Regions from separate parts of the Homo sapiens genome. Here region 1 is linked to region 2. A link is a loop called in an ENCODE intact Hi-C map of the cell type or tissue named here. Cell type or tissue: Calu3. All regions are shown on one strand. Each heading gives the region's core, and the rest is flanking DNA. Links, peaks and the distances in the headings are about the cores only. Region 1 overlaps TANGO6 (transport and golgi organization 6 homolog). Region 2 overlaps SNTB2 (syntrophin beta 2).

Evidence for each region. A loop is a pair of places that touch in the nucleus more often than their neighbours do. Peaks named below come from ENCODE experiments on the same cell type or tissue, not always from the same donor. Only the 100,000 strongest peaks of a DNase experiment are listed, where the experiment ranks them.
Region 1: a loop joins it to region 2, with 6 times the contacts of the local background. A loop is called at or near these places in 4 of 110 quality-filtered maps.

What each region holds. Positions count from the first base shown.
Region 1 is chr16:68,846,079-68,848,892 of GRCh38, forward strand. All of the region lies in intron 1 of TANGO6 (transport and golgi organization 6 homolog), which reads left to right. Among named protein-coding and RNA genes, the nearest start is that of TANGO6, 4.0 kb to the left of the region's middle. In Calu3, for the core only: a CTCF peak has its summit at 1,349 (motif pointing right); no DNase peak of the experiment used is centred there.
Region 2 is chr16:69,285,866-69,288,679 of GRCh38, forward strand. The region is part of intron 5 of SNTB2 (syntrophin beta 2); the gene reads left to right. Among named protein-coding and RNA genes, the nearest start is that of VPS4A, 24 kb to the right of the region's middle. In Calu3, for the core only: a CTCF peak has its summit at 1,266 (motif pointing left); a DNase peak (open chromatin) is centred at 1,266.

The DNA of each region.
Region 1 (2,814 bases), core at 303-2,802, 440 kb before region 2:
GCAGTGGCGCAATCTCAGCTCACTGCAACCTCCACCTCCCAGGTTCAAGTGATTCTTCTACCTCAGCCTCCCGAGTAGCTGGGATTACAGGCATGCGCCACATGCCCGGCTAATTTTTTGTACTTTTAATAGAGACGGCGTTTCACCATGTTGGCCAGGCGAGTCTCGAACTCCTGACCTCAGGTGATCTGCCTGCCTTGACCTCCCAGAGTACTAGGATTAGGATTACAGGCGCGAGCCACCATGCCCAACCTCAAGAAGTCAGCTGGATTTTCATATCTGCTTCTCCAGTCTGTCATGATAGGTTGTTTTGACTGAAGTACATGAAGAAAACCTAGACTCACATAGATATGTAACTGGAAAAGGGAGGAGAGTTCAATCACCTTTTCAAATAATTATGTACATTCTTTTATACGATTCTTTCTTTTTTTTTTTTAGACGGAGTCTTGCTCTGTCGCCCAAGCTGGAGTGCAGTGGTGCGATCTCGGCTCACTGCAACCTCCGCCTCCCAGGTTCAAGCAATTCTCCTGCCCCAGCCTCCCGAGTAATTGGGACAACAGGCACATGCCACTGTGCCTGGCTAATTTTCTTTTTTTTTTTTTTTTTTTAGTAGAGACAGGTTTTCACCATATTGGCCAGGCTGGTCTGGAACTCATGACTTCGTAATCCTCCCGCCTCGGCCTCCCGAAGTGCTGGGATTACAGATGTGAGCCACCACGTCCGGTCTTTTATACAATTCTAAAGCTCAACAAGATAATCTCTGCATGTATTGTGTGGGGAAAAAAGTATCGAGAAACTCAACAAGAGGTAATACCTTTTTTTTTTTTTTGTGGCGGAGTTTCGCTCTTGTTGCCCAGGATGGAATGCAGTGGCGTGATCTCGGCTCATTGCCACCTCCGCCTCCCGGATTCAAGCGATTCTCCTGCCTCAGCCTTCGGAGTAGCTGGGATTACAGACATGCGCCACCACGCCCTGCTAATTTTGTATTTTTAGTAGAGATGGGGTTTCTCTACGTTGGTCAGGCTGGTCTCGAACTCCTGACTTCAAGTGATCTGCCCACCTCAGCCTCCCAAAGTGCTGGGATTACAGGCGTGAGCCACCGCGCCCGGCCAAAGAGGTAATATATTAAAGATTTGTTGCAATATGAAATCAGAACTCATATCAATAAGCCTCATAGTACATTCTTGAGAATCTAAAAGGCACATCATGACCTAGTATTATTATGAAATGGTTTTGACCTTGCAGACCCCCTGAGAGGGTCTTGGGAACCCCCGGCAAGCCAGGTCCCCATAGCATACTAGGAACTGCTACTTTATGGAAATGCCTCCAATTTATTTCCAAGTAGATGTTATTTTCATCACCAGTAGAGGGCAGAGAAGACTACTTCATTAAAGGGGCTCTGGAAAAACTTCAGTAAGAGCTTTTGTTTTAAATCACTTTCTTTGTGTTCCATGTTTGGGTTCGAAGATCTTATGCCACAGGAAGTCATTTAGAGGTTGGTTAGTGATCTTAACGGTTAGTGGCAACAAGAGGGAAATAACACTCATTTCCGTTTGAGGTATACATTAGCCAAAGGAACCAGATATTCATGCCAGTGGGTCAGAACACTTGTCCTGGAAAGTCCTAGAAGAATATTGCAGGCTGAGCGCGGTAGCTCACACCTGTAATCCTAGCACTTTGGGAGGCCATGGCGGGTGGATCTCCCGAGGTCAGGAGTTCGAGACCAGCCTGGCCAACATGGCGAAACCCCGTCTCTACTAAAAATACAAAAATTAGCTGGGCGTGGTGGCATGCGCCGGTAGTCCCAGCTACTCGGGAGGCTGAGGCAGGAGAATCGCTTGAACCCAGGAGGCAGAGGTTGCAGTAAGCTGAGATCGTACCACTGCACTCCAGCCTGGGTGACAGAGTGAGACTCCATCACAAAAAAAAAAAAAAAAAAAACTATTGCAAATTTCTTACACTTCTGTTCTCATTATTTTTGAAGGATGTTATTGTTTCTCTCTCTCTCTCTGTTTCTCTCTCTCTCTTTTAAATAGAGACAGGGTCTCCCTGTGTTGCCCAGCCGGGAGTACAGTGACTATTCACAGAAGTGATCATAGTACACTGCAGCCTCAAACTTCTGGGCTCGGGTGATGCTTCTACCTCAGCCTCCCAGCTAGCTGGGACTACAGGGATGTCACTGTGACAGCTTTCCTTTTATTCTTTTTTAAAAATAGAAGTAATGTTTTTACTTCTATAAAAAATATTATAGCAAAGATTTTTTAAATATAGAGAAACCAAAAAGAAGAAAATTAAAATTACCTTAATTTCACTACCCAGAGGGTACCACTATTAGCAATTCAGAGCGTATTATTTTTCCTTTTTACAAAAATGATCTCATATGCCACATACTGTTTTATAACCCTAAAATAACTTCTAGTGCAGAGACAATACATATTTATTGTAAAAAAACAATTGAAACTATAATTAGGTAAAAAGAAAAATCCTACCTCTAACCCTATCACCCAGAGATCACCACTATTAAAACCTCAAGGTATTAAAACTTTGAGACCCTTTTCTGTGCATATAAACACGAATATATTTTAATATAGTTAGAATCATTCTGTTCCTTTATTGACCAATTTTCAGAATAATAAATTAGTGTCTTAGCAACCTCCAAAGGTAACCAATGAAGTGATCTTTTTTGTTGTATTATGAATCATAGATTTTATGTATTTGATGTTTCAATTATTGTATTCCTTGTTCTTAATCAAATTTCCCATTTTTGGCCTCTGGGAACCATTTCCGACTGGCTCTTGGGGTTTTTGACATGAC
Region 2 (2,814 bases), core at 7-2,506:
CACTGCAACCTCCGCCTCCCAGGTACAAGCTATTCTCCCACCTCAGCCTTCTGAATAGCTGGGATTACAGGCACCTGCCATCATACCCAGCTAAGTTTTGTATTTTTAGTAGAGACAGGGTTTCACCATATTGGCCAGGCTGGTCTTGAACTTCTGACCTCAGGTGATCCACCGACCTCAGGTGATCCGCCTACCTTGGCCTCCCAAAGTGCTGGGATTACAGGTGTGAGCCACCACGCCTGGTCTTCGGTTTATTTATTTATTTTTTTAGAGATGAGGTCTTACTGTGTTGCCCAGGCTGGTCTCAACTCCTGGCTTCAAGCTATTCTCTGGTCTTAGCTTCCTGAGTAACTGGGATTATAGGCACAAGCCACTGTGCCAGGCCAGTTGTCATTTAATCTGCATTTAGTAGTGTAAGAACTAGCCAGTAATTCCAGCTACTTAGGAGGCTGAGGCAGGAGGATTGCTTGAGGCCAGGAGTTTTAAGACCAGCCTGAGCAATATATTGAGGACCCCATCTCTACAATGAAAAATGAAGCTGGGTACACTGGCTCATGCCTGTAATCCCTGCACTTTGGAAGGCTAAGGCTGGCGCATTGTTTGAGCCCAGGAGTTTGAGACCAGCCTGGGTAAAGTGGTGAAACCTCATCTCTACTAAAAATACAAAAATTTAGCTGGGAGTGGTGACACACATCTGTAGCCCCAGCTACTCAGGAGGCTGAGGTAGGAGGATCACCTGAGCCCAGGAACTCAAGGCTGCAGTGAGCTATGGTAGTGCCATGGCACTCCAGCCTGGGTGATGGGAGCCAGAACCTGTCTCAAAATAAATAAATAAATTTAATTAAATGAAAAAAAAAAAAAAAGCCAGACATAGTGGCACACACTGTAGTCTCAGCTGCTCAGGTGGCTAAGGTAGGAAGATTGCTTGAGCCCATTTCAGGGCTGTAGTGCACAATGATCAAGCCTGTGAATAGCCACTGTACTCCAGCCTGGACAACATAGTGAGACCTTGTCTCTTAAAAGAAAAAATAATGTAAGGACTCATTTACCAAGTACTAGATACATGGACTCTCCAGTTAAGAAGATTGAAATCTAAGTTGTGGATAGGCGCCCTTAAAAGATGAGTATCTAGCAAGTTTATGGCTATGGAAAAATAAAGGATTTGAAATAGGAGTTACTCTACAAAAGTTTGAAAATGTGTGCCCAACACTTACTCAAATAAGTATCTAAAGGAAATAAGGTTGGTTTCTTTCCATTGTGGAAGCGCCCTCTTGTGGTTAGTTGTCATGAATTTGGAGTATTGTTTTTTATATATATTTACATATATGTATACATGTAGATATTTGCAAATTTTTTTCTTTTTTTTTAAATTGTTTTTGGCTTTGGACAAAATGAAAACCTTTATTTAAAAATACAGGCTGGGGCCGGACGCGGTGGCTCATGCCTGTAATCCCAGCACTTTGAGAGGCCAAGGAGGGCAGATCACTTGAGGTCAGGAGTTCCAAACTAGCCTGGCCAACATCGTGAAACCCCATATCTACTAAAAATACAAAAGTTAGCCAGGAGTGGTGGCAGGCGCCTATAATCCCAGCTACTCAGGAGGCCGAGGCATGAGAATTGCTTGAACCCGGGAGGTGGAGATTGCAACAAGCCAGGATTGCGCCACTGCACTCCAAGCTGGGAGATAGAGTGAGACTGTTTCCAAAAATAGAAATGCTGGAAGCGGTTGCTTATGCCTGTAGTCCCAGCACTTTGGGAGACTGAGGCAGGCAGATCACTTGAGGCCAGATCGAGACCAGCCTGGCCATCATAGTGAAACCCCGTCTTTACTAAAAATACAAAAATTAGCTGAGCATAGTGGCACATGCCTTAAGTCCCAGCTACTCGGGATGGTGAGGCACAAGAATTGCTTGAACCTGGGAGGCGGAGTCTGCAGTGAGCTATGATCACACCACTGCACTCCAACCTGGGCAACAGTGGGAAACTCTGTCTCAAAAAATATATATATATATATATGTATATGCATTGGGCCAAGCACGGTAGTTCACGCTTGTAATTCCAGTACTTTGGGAGGCTGAGGTGGGCGGATCACTTGAGCCCAGAAGTTCAAGACCAGCCTGGGCAACATGGTGAAACCTCATCTCTATTGAAAAAAAAAAGAGTAAATGAGGTTTAAAAAAAAATACAGTATTGGAGGTGAGGCACGGTGGCTTACACCAGAATCACACTGGGATGCTCTGTGTTCCTGTGGGCAGTCGAGGGGTCAGGCCAACACATTCATGCCGTTGCTACCATCTGGGGTCACTGTATTGTCCTCAAGAATTCAAGGGGATATGCTTCCCAAAATCAAGAGTGCAACTTGGATTTTCAGCATTTTTTAGTTCATGTTGTTTCTTTGGTGTCTAGCAGCTAAATTTCATTTTTCAGGTTAAAGCTTCCCAGGCTCATAGTTGTTTAAATATGATGGCTAGAGGAAAGGAAGAGTGAGAGCCAGCTGGTTCCTTGTATTTTTAAATAGACAAAAGAAACATATTTTTCGGTAATTTTACACTTTTTTGTTCTTATTCACAGCTGTATTTTTTTAAATCAACTTCCCTTTAAAGCCATATAGCTGTATTTTAATATTACCTTGGTAACTGTTAGAGTAGCTAATATTCAAAAGACAAAAAATAACAGATGCTGGTGAGGATGCAGAGAAAAGCAAACTCTTATACACTGTTGGTGGGAATGTAAATCAGTATAGCCATTACGGAAAACAGTATGAATATTTCTCAAAAAGCTAAAAATAGAACTACTGTATGATCTAGCAATCCT